Regions from separate parts of the Homo sapiens genome. Here region 1 is linked to region 2. Evidence: read pairs that join two places in POLR2A ChIA-PET (ENCODE). Cell type or tissue: Panc1. All regions are shown on one strand. Each heading gives the region's core, and the rest is flanking DNA. Links, peaks and the distances in the headings are about the cores only. Region 1 overlaps LOC124903006 (a long non-coding RNA gene). Region 2 overlaps NUAK1 (NUAK family kinase 1).

The links. ChIA-PET counts read pairs that join two places held together with the same protein. Peaks named below come from ENCODE experiments on the same cell type or tissue, not always from the same donor. Only the 100,000 strongest peaks of a DNase experiment are listed, where the experiment ranks them.
Region 1: POLR2A ChIA-PET joins it to region 2 with 11 read pairs; 6 of 35 experiments call an interaction of 5 or more read pairs at or near these places.

The regions. Positions count from the first base shown.
Region 1 is chr12:105,558,878-105,564,251 of GRCh38, forward strand. LOC124903006 (a long non-coding RNA gene) reads left to right here. Exons shown (of 2, transcript XR_007063439.1): 1 at 1-2,882. Among named protein-coding and RNA genes, the nearest start is that of CASC18, 140 kb to the right of the region's middle. RefSeq lists an enhancer at 2,822-3,601. In Panc1, for the core only: no CTCF peak of the experiment used is centred there; DNase peaks (open chromatin) are centred at 3,344 and 3,634; H3K4me3 peaks cover 1,008 bases; H3K27ac peaks cover 4,624 bases.
Region 2 is chr12:106,126,550-106,131,923 of GRCh38, forward strand. The region is part of intron 1 of NUAK1 (NUAK family kinase 1); the gene reads right to left. Among named protein-coding and RNA genes, the nearest start is that of NUAK1, 9.7 kb to the right of the region's middle. RefSeq lists enhancers at 3,366-4,115, 4,116-4,865 and a silencer at 5,082-5,374. In Panc1, for the core only: no CTCF peak of the experiment used is centred there; a DNase peak (open chromatin) is centred at 112; H3K27ac peaks cover 5,000 bases.

The DNA of each region.
Region 1 (5,374 bases), core at 324-5,323, 570 kb before region 2:
GGGACTTTTTTTCTCACCCTGAATTGGCACGACCTGAGATTGAGGTCTGGACATTGATGGGGCAGATCCCTTGGCTGACTTGGCATTGGAGTCTGGTTTAGATCTGGTTGCCTGGATGCAGAGCCTGAGACAAGGATTTGGGTATGCATGATTTTTAGGGGTTGGGTACTTTTCCGGACATTGGGGATTTATTAGCAAATAGCTGCCATTTGTTCCCAATGGGGAAAGACACAATAAACATACAAACAGCTAAATTGGGCACATTAGGCTAGTGATAGGTGATATGAAGAAAATAAAACAAGAGAATCATGTACTTATCATGCTAGTGTTTGTTTCTGTGAGTCTCATCTGCCCTGTGAAGTTGCAAGTGCTTCGTGGGCAGAGATCTCCACTAATACTTCTTTGCTTCTTCCAAGGAGCCTGGTCCAGAGCCTTATCTAAGCATCATAAGAAATCAACACAAACTTCATGATTTCTGGACAGCAATTACACTCAGGATTTTCAACTCTGGACCAGCCTCAGGTTTCACTCCTTTTGCCCTTGGACTTCACCCATTGTGTGCTTTGTGTGCAGTGGTGTGAATGCGGTCTCCCAGGGCCTGCGTTTGAGCTGGCTGCTGCTTGCTGGTGTGTGACCTACGCTGAGTCTCGACTTTCATAGTCTCACCTCCCTTCCGGGAAAGGCAAGGAAGGTGAGAATGCCCACTCCAAAGGGTTGTGGAGGACAGAATGGGATGATCCATCTTCTATGACAAGAGGGTGATGGACTAAGTACTGATTAGTGAGAAAGCCAGGATCAGCCTCAGGGGATCCACAAGGCGCATTGGACCCATGGCCCTGGCCACCTGGTCAGCTTCAAGGGAGTCTTGGCCACTGGTTTTGGTCTTGATCAAGGTCCTGAGCATAGGCCTTTAGGAGTCAGCAGAGGATGTGGGAGAAAGGTTCTCTCCAGCCTTCCTACTGCCACATATCAGGATTCATCTTTTCTCTCCTCAAACTGATACCTTCCCAATGTCCGCATTTCTCTCCCTACTTAGGCTTGAAACCCCAGGTTTGCCTTTGCTTTTCCTTTTTCTTATCCTATTCCTCTACTCAGAAGCCAGGTCTCCCAGGTCCTGTGTTTTGTTTTCTCCAACTCCCATCATTTTCTTTCCTTTACTCCTGCCCCGCTTCCAGTTCTAGGTCCTTACTTTGCATTTTGGGGTGGTTGGTGTAACTTCCTCATCGGTATCTCTGACTCCTGCTTCTCCTCTTCACACTCCATCTGGCATACTCAGAGATCCAGCTGAAAAATAGAAGGACTCTAGGAGAAAATAGTGCGGACCCCTTTTGCTGGCATTTTGAGCTCTCTGCTACTGGCCCTCTCTACCTTCGTAGCTTCCATCTGCCAGGCAGCAGCCAGCTTGTCCACTCACTGCTCCCTGAACGTATCTGGTGTCTCCCTGCCTCTGAGCTTTTGCTCATGCTGTTCCTGCTGTTGAGGATGCTGGATTTGCCCTGCTCTTCAACACCCAGTTAAGAGGTAGTCCCTGATGCCACAATCAGCTGGGAACTCGATATCACCTCTGCAATTTGTACCCCTGATCTTACACCTTTTGCATGATACTTACATTCAGATTGATACTCTAGGAGTTCTTGATTTTTTTTGTGATATTACTGAGGGAGCTTTACTTTTTTAGACCCTGACATGAGAATGTCAGCCATGTTTGTCGAGAATGTGAGTTCTCTCCAGCAGCAGATGCTGAGTCCGGTAGAGCTGAGATGAGGACACCTGACACAACCCAAGTGGGTGTCTGTGGTTGCACTTGAGTGGCAGGGGATGGAGGAGCAACCAGGGAGATGGCAAAATATGATGTGTCCCGCTTAATGTTCCTTCTTCCTGGGATTCTCCAAATCTTCAGTAAAGATAAAATTCTTGAAGCAAGAAGAATTTCTGTAGAACCAGAGAAAACATTGACTCATGGGTCGGTGGCATCCCAGGTGACCTAGGAGTGGGTGGGCCAAAGAAACATGAAGAGCCCACCTGTCAGCTGCCTGCAGGGACTGTGGAGATGCCTTGGTTCCCATGAAAGGTGACGAGTGTAGTTTCTGATGAGTTCAATGCCATTTCTTTTGCAGAGTGGCTTGGGGGAACCCAGATGGCATCTGGGATAGATTTCTCATCCTGTCTGAGAGATTCTTGGGGAAGAATGCTAAAATCCTTCCTTTTAGTTCCTCTGGTTCGATGCCTAGCACAGCAATTGTTGATTTAAATAGAGATACTGAGGCAGGTGGTGATTTCTTTGCAGGGGAGTACGTGCTACCAGACAGTTTGTTTCTCCTACTTAGTATTACATAACGTGCTCTTTCTCCCATTTTTATATATGATCCTCACAGTGAGCATGGATGAGAGACTTTGTATACAGAGAAAGAAAATGGGACTCACAGAGGGTGAATGACTTCCTGAAGATCGCACAGTTAGAAAGTGGCAGAGCTGGGACTTAAATCCAGAGTTCCTGGCTGCAAATCTAGTGCTTGGTCAGTCTTCCATACCAGGCAGACTCCTGAGTTCTTATACATCAAGTAAGGCTGAACTGGGAGAATCTGGGAAGCTGGATTGCAGTGCCCTCTCTATTAACTCCCAAAGGAAAATGATATAATTTGAGAGTATGAGCTGATGCTAGGACTCTCTCTTCTTTCTTACATTATCTTCATGGAACATTTTGGTCATGTACAGATACGAAAGAGTCCCCAGAATGTCTTCCAAAGGAATTTCAGGACCCTAAAGCCTGGAAGCATCAGAAAACATTAGTCATCTGGATCACTGAACCAGAGCACTGCTTTGAAATGTAAAGGATTCCTGCATGAATGTCCACTCCACCCAGAAGACCGTCATTGTTGCTGGTAGGGTGTAATCTACAATTTGTGGCCTTCACCATTGTGTCATGCATTGATTCCTACATCAAGAGCCACGTGGGGTACATGTCATTTTCCTTCTCTTTACAAATGAGAAAATGAGGCTCAGATTAAATTACTTGCCCACGTTCATGCAGCTAGTAATGGAGAGATGTGGAATACAAAGCCATATTATTTCTTAATTCAAATGCTGTGTTCTCAGCCACGATGCTATCATGCCTGCAAGTAGACATTTGCTGATTGAATGGAGTTGAATCACACTACAGGAGTGAGTGTGGATAAGAGCCAAGTGTCTAGTACAGACAGAAATGTGCAGGAGTAGAGAGAAGGGTGGATTGCCGGGAGAAAGTGTGGCACTGCCATCAGACTGTAGGTGGCCTCGCCATTGGGTCAAGCAAGTATTTGGTGCTGGGGAGTATGGAGGGGGCACACGGGCCTTCTCAGGCAGCCCAAGAAGGACGAGGCCTTATAGGAAAACTGACTTAAGATGAACCCTGCCAGAAAGGGCCACTCCGTCACCAGCCTTGTCTGAGGTCATATTTCAAAGACTGGCTCAGGGCCACTGGCTGGGGTGCAGGGCTGTGAGATCATGGCTGAGCAATCTGACTTTTAAAAAATATAAGGACCAACTTGGGAGTTTTATCGCAGTTCTGCGTTCTGCCGCCCAGGCATGAAGTCAGCTGGCCTGCTTGTGACAGGGAGCATTTCACTTGTAATTAGCTGGTTTTTTTTTTTTTTTTTTTTAATATTCTGCCTAAACTGCGGTGTGGTGTGAGTGAGCCCGCTCCCTTGGAGCTGCCCCACAGCGGTAGCGGAGGTGAGTCATGGCCATAAAATCTGGAAAGCTCGTAGGGGGATGGAGGGCGGTGGAGAAATATAAATTATTGTGATCGTCTTTCAGGAGCGCTCGAGTTAATTATTGTACTTTCGCCAGCTGCGTTGTGCCTTCATCAATGCCGAGCCAGAAGTGATGGTTTTAGTGGGGAAAGAGTCGTTCTTTAATGGGGCAGAGGCCCACGAAGCCCTGTGTTCTTTTGAGGGAGGTTGGGTGCATGAAATTCCCAGCACCAGCTGGAACCTGTGCGGATTTGCTCTGAGACACTTGGGTGTGAGCAGCGTCACGTTTTCTTTATTTTTCTAAAGCAAATAAATCTGGCTTCGTTCTCCACCTGCCAGGGCTGGCAGGCAACCCATTCTTAGTTATGTCTTTTTTGATGGGGCAGGGGGGGCAGTGAGGGGTTCTTTCTTTCTTTTTTGGGGGCATAAGGAAGCCCTGGGAATTAGGTAATTCAGCAAGATCTAAAGGCACCTTCCTGGCCTTGGGTCCACTATGAAGAAATAATTGCTCATTGCCTGCAAAGTACCATTTTGAAGGGGCTCCTCATCTTCCTCTATCCCAACCCTGGGCCAGGGGGTCTGGGAAGAGGCTCCCACAGCTTGTGACCTTGTGTTATCCCTAGGCCCAAGCTTCATTATCCACTATCTGGTGCCGTAGGTCTCCACTATCAGAGACTTTTAAACCACGGTTTCTTCCCCAATCTCAAGGAAAACACATAACATCTCAGTTTGAGTCACCTCTCCTCTGTCTTTCTTTTTTTAAATTATGTATTATTTATTTTTTATTTGAGGACAGGGTCTTGCTCTGTTGCCCACGCTGGAATGCAGTGGTGCATTCTTGGTTCACTGCAGCCTCAACCTCCTGGGCTCAAGCGATCCGCTCACCTCAGCCTCCTGGGTAGCTGGGACTATAGGCACGTGCCACCACGCCTGGCTAATTTATTTTTTTTTAAGAGATGGGGTCTCACTCTGTTGCCCAGGCTTGTCTCAAACTCCTGGCCTCCAGTGGTCCTCCCACCTCAGCCTCCCAAAGTCCTGGGATTACAGGTGAGACACTGCACCTCACCACACTTCACCTTACAGGTGAGAGCCACCTCCCCTCTCCTGAGAGAAAGAAAAAGAAACAAAGACAAGAAAAGAAAGAAAAGCACCAAACCAAATCAATCAAACAAAAACAGAAGTTATATTAAATGTTTTCCTTGGCTATTGGTTCAGAAAAGGAGAAAATGACTTTTTAATTCTTTATATCTCCTCTGGCAAGAAGAGGTCGAACCACTTCTCCATAAGCTTATCATCACTCCAGCTGCGTGACCTTGAGCAAATTACTGACACACTCTGAGGCTCAGTTTCTCACTGGAATATTTTAAGGATTAAGTGATATGTCCCATGTCAGGCACTTAGCATGGAGCCCGACCTGGAGTTGGCTCTCAAAACATGGCTATTTGTGGAGGACTGTGAGCTCTGTGAAGTTGCCTATAGCTTCTCCACCCTTGAGGACAGGGGCTGTAGTTTGCTTATCTCTGTATCCTCAGCAACTGGGCACCCAGTAGGCATCCAAAAATACTTGGTTAACTGGATAGTTGTAAAAGGCGGAGATTTCAGAGAGGCTGAGAAGACCAAGCTTCCTTTACCAGCCCAGGCCA
Region 2 (5,374 bases), core at 99-5,098:
CAGTGAGATGACACAGGCAAATTACTCAGCACAGAGCCTGGCAAAGTGCTCAGTAAAGGTTAGCTTTATTTGTTCATCTTCAAGGATGAAATAGTAGTAAACATATGAGTCAATTCTTCCCTCTAAGTGAGACTGCAAAAACAGCCCTTCCCCTGGGGACAGGGCTCTCTTAAGTCTTTTCCTCATCCCTGGAATCTTGCCTCTAGCCTACCTGTCATCCAGGATCAAGAAGCCAAGCTCTCCTGGGTGCTCAATGTGCCCAATCACTGCTAAAGCCTTGGGAAGAATAAGTGGTGTCCACAGGGAGATCCTGAGAGCAGAGGCAGCCAGGAGCCTCTGGCCTCACTGGGACCAAAAGCAAAGCCCCTTTAAAGTCTAAGCATCTAAGGAATGAGCAAAGATTCCTCTGAGCTGCCCAGCAGAACATGAGCTTACCCTCCTCTGAATCACAAATAATAACAAATAACACTGCTTGACAAGTGGCTTCATGTCAGGCACTGTTCTCAGAGTGTGTGTGGTCCATGAGTCCTTGTGACAACCTAGGAGTTAAGTTCTATTACCAACCCATTTTACAGATGAGAAAACTGAGAGGTTCTTTGAGGATGAGCATTTTCTTTTTATTTTCTTTTATTTGAGACAAGTTCTTGCTCTGTTGCCCAGGCTGGAGTGCAGTGGTGTGATCGTAGATCACTGTGGCCTCCAACTCCTGGGCTCAAGCAATCCTCCCATCTTGGCCCCCCAAGTAGCCAGGACTACAGACGCAGGCCACTATGCCCAGCTAACTTTTCAATTTTTTTGTAGAGATGAGGGAGTCTCACTGTGTTGACCAGGCTGATCTAGAGCTCCTGGCCTCAAGTGATCCCCCTGCCTCCCAAAGTGTAGGATTACAGGCAGAAGCAACCACACCCAGCATGGGTGAACATTTTCTGTCTCACATAGAGTCTAGTTCAGAAGCCACCTCATACACGTGTTTCAGAAAGCCTTGGCTGCCTTGAGCTGAATAGAATGTATTTGCATCCCACAGAACCAGAGAGCAGGGAAGGCGAGCAGACCTCCCTAAACATAGGCTGACAGTCTACACAGGGAGACTCTCCGTACACTTGCAAAGTGTGTATGAGAATTGAAGATACTTCCTGCTTTCCCCAGCAAGGAGCCCTTCTGCCAAAAAACAAGCAATAGGAAATGCAGCCTTTCAGTGAATCCTAGGATTCTCTTCCTACGAGCTGGAAGGGACCCTTAAGGACATTTTTGTCTCAGGCCCTCAATTTACAAGTGAAGCAAGTGTGCTCGACACAGCAGCACCTACTGTGTGCAATGCCCCGTGCCCAGGCTGCTGCAGGGACAGACAGGACCAAGACCCCATCCTGCCTTTCCAAAGAGGCCTCCTTCCAAAACTTAGATTTATGGACCATTCACTGTGGGCGACACACTTTTCTAAGAACTCGACATACAATTTGTTAACACTGCAACTCCCATTTCACAGACGAAGAAACCGAGTCACAGTTGATTATCTCAAGGTTACATTGGAGGTTCATGTTCTTTCAAACCCAGGAAGCCTAGCTCCAAATTCTCTCTTTTCTTTTTCTTTTTTTTTTTTTTTGACACAGAGACTCGTTCTGTTGCCTAGGCTGGAGTGCAATTGTGCAATCTTCTCTCACTGCAACCTCCGCCTCCCGGGTTCAAGCGATTCTCCTGCCTCAGCCTACTGAGTAGTTGGGATTACTGGTGTGCGCCACTGTGCCCAGCCAATTTTGTATTTTTAGTAGAGACAGGGTTTTGCCATGTTGTTCAGGCTGGTCTTGAACTCCTAACCTCAAATAATCCACCCACCTCGGCCTCTCAAAGTGCTGGGATTTACAGGAATGAGCCACCACTCCCGCTTCCCTTTTTGATGTATAGATTGGACGGTCCACTTCCCTTCCATGATCCTGTAGAAGACTGGGACATGAGTGACCTCTGGCAGTTGGGGTGAACCACTCGTGAGCTGAGCCCAGTTCATAGTGAAATGGCAGCAGCCAGCAAGGCTTCGTTTGAACCTGCTGCAATCAAGCACCTTTGTGGCCCGTGAGCCTGACACAGACAAAAGTGAATGGGGTCCCGCTGGAGATAACTAAGAGAAGCAGCTGCTACCTTTTTTAAACAGGGAAATTGCCCTTCAGCCAAACAGACGAAAGTTGAGCCCTAAGCCACTCACCATTCCCCGCCCTTCCAGGGAAGGAGCTAACACCTACCACAGCCTCCACTTAGCGCCTTCCCCCTGGAGATCTCCATATCTCTAATAAAAGTAAGGGAAGTGGAATTCTTTTCTCAAATTTAAAAGGCAAATCATGATGGTGTTTTTTCAAGACATACATTAACTCCGCACCCCAGCCGGTTTGCAATACTTAAAGTACTTGATTTACAACCCAGAAAAAAATGTTTTGAAAACCTTGCAGATGCATTTTGCATCTAAACCTTGCACACTCTGCAGAGCTGATTACCTGGGCTTCTCAGATGGAGGGCTGGACTCTGAACGAAGCCAGGCCAGTGTGAGAGCAGCCTGAGGAGGCTGCTGAGCTCTGAAAAACTACCCGCCTGGAGCAGCCTCCAAGAGTGGGAAATGGGTTTGGGATGGGCTTGAGCCACCTCTCCAGCTGCTGTCACTGAGAAGCACCTGGCAATGCTGTGCATACAATGCTAAGGGGAAGCGTGACCCAGAGAAGGAGGAGGATGGAGCCCCAGGGCCTTCCCTGCTGACTCCCGCCTTCACAGACCTCTCCCTTCTCAGGATTGCTGGTGCTTCTTCCCGCAATTGTTCATTCAATCATTCATTCATTCTTACTGAGCACCCACTAGATGCCTAGCACTGGGCTACAGGCTGGGCTGCAGTGACGAGTGAGACAGACAGCAGCCCTGCTGCCTTTCTAATAGACAAGGAAGAATGGAGCCTACAAATAGTCCAACACACACTCTCCATGTGCTCACAAGGACACGAGACACGGGGCTGAAACAAAGAAGTAAGGAAGTGGTGGTCTGAAGACCCATGCATGAGCCTTGAAGGACATGGTAAATTCAGACTTTGGGTCCCATGCAACCATGGGAGGATTTTAAGCATGGAGAGCCATGAGCCAAGATAAGAAGGTCACTGGGTACTCCACCCTAGTACTTCTCCCTGAAACAGTAATATTACCTCTAGTTTTCAAGAGCCTACTATGCACCAGGCTCTGTGCTGGAAGCTTCCAAATCCTATTTCTGATGGCAATCTCACTTGGTAGGATATTTTGCACTTGGTAGGATACTTCATAGCTGCATTTTCCAGATGAGTAAACAGAAGCCAGAGAAAATGAGCAGCTTGCCTGGGACCATCTAGCTCCTGGGTAGCAGGACAGAATTTGAACCCAAGTCTGTCTGATTCGACAGCTGGGATTTCTTCCTCCACACCTCATTCCTTTTTTTTTTCTCTCTCTCTGTGAGACGGAGTCTGCCTCCGTCACCCAGACTGGAGTGCAGTGGCGCGATCCTGACTCACTGCAACCTCCGCCTCACAGGTTCAAGCGATTCTCCTGCCTCAGCCTCCCGAGTAGCTGGGATTACAGGCATGCGCCACCACGCCTGGCTAATTTTTGTACTTTTAGTAGAGACGGGGTTTCACCATGTTGGCCAGGCTGGTCTCAAACTCCCAACCTCCGGTGATCCACCCACTTCGGCCTCCCCAAGTCCTGGGACTGCAGGCGTGAACCACCGTGCCCAGCCTCGACACCTCATTTCTATACTCAGATTATTGCATTGTTCTCAGATTATTCCAGATGTCTGAATCTAATAGCCCCAACTAAATTCTAGGTATCTCAATGGCAGGACTTGTAATATCCTCCTCTGAAAGTCCCTATGGTGCTGGACACATTGTTAAGCACACATTAAATACATCTATCTGGTTTATTGCTAGATTGAAAAGAAGAGCAGGTGTGTTGAGCCCCAATGTGGGGATGTTAGGTCTTTCTTATGGGGAAGCTTCAGCCACAGAGTATTGACAAGTGGTAGCTAAGAGGAAGAAGAAAGCAAGCTACCACCAGGGCTGCCAAGCAGGGATGTGCAGATCATACATGCACAAGGCACCAGCCGATGGGCAGGTGAATGGGCCCCAGCCCGCGTCGTTCTCACAGAGCCGCTAGTAGGAGAGGGGCTGCTTCTGGCCAGGACAGAAGCCTTTTCATATGTATCCACCTGGAGGAGGCCTTTTTTTAATTTGCACAAAGGTGCCTTGTAGAGTAGCAATCGCCCTGGCTGCATCTATTGTGTACCTACTGTGTGCCAGGCACCAGGCAAAAGGCTTAGCTATGTCACCTCGGTGCTTCCTCTCAACAATCCATAAAAGAAGAACTATTGTGAGCCCTAGCAAAGAACCCAGAGGTTAAAAATTAGTCACTAGCCCAAGGTCACACAGCTCTCAAGGGGTGGGCTGGCATACAGACACAGGCAGCCTGGCCCTGGGGCTCTCTATGTTGACCATGGTTGGCAGGAGATTGTCTTCGCTTCTTTCACAAAATGAGCATGAGATTTCTGTGGAACCAGAGGTTGGAATCTTAGAGGCCTGAGAGATAGAGGCTTCCACCCCTTTCCCACTCTCCACCCTGAGCCCCCCCCTTTTTAAGTTATTACCAGCTTTATTGAGATGTAATTCACATATCATATAATTCACCCATTTAAAGTGCACAATTCAGGGGTTTTTAGTATATTCGGAGGGGTGCAACCATCATCACAATTTTAGAACATTTTCAGCACCCCCCAGAAAACTCCACACCCATTAGCAGCTACTCCCAATTTACTCCCAACCCCACCCGCAGGCCCACTCATCTACGCTGTCTCTATGGATTTGTCTCTTGTGGACATTACATACAAATGGAATCATACAATCTGTGGTCTTTTGTGTCTGGCTTCTTTCACTGAACATAATGTTTTCAAGGTTCATCCATGCTGTCACATGTATTAAGTACCTCATTCCTTTTTACTGTTGAATAACAGTCCAAAAATATTCCATAAATAAAATTATGGAATAGATCATAAGTAATATTCCACAAATGAAATGGATGTGCCAGCTTTTATTTACCCATTCATCAGTTCCTTCCACTTTGGGGCTCTTACTAATAATAATGCTCTATAGACATTTGTGTAGAAGTTTCTGTGTGGACATATGTTTGCATTTCTCCTGGGTAAACCTAGAAGTGGAAATGCCCAGCCCTGGTTTTCACATGCAGTTAAAAGTTTACCGAAGAGTTTCGCTGTAAAGCCAACATCTGGCTGCTCCTGGGCTGTTTCCAGGGAATTTTATCAATTCAGCCAGACTCCATTCACGGTGGGTCATCAGGCCCAGCCCCTCCTACTCTGAGGCCTGGGATCC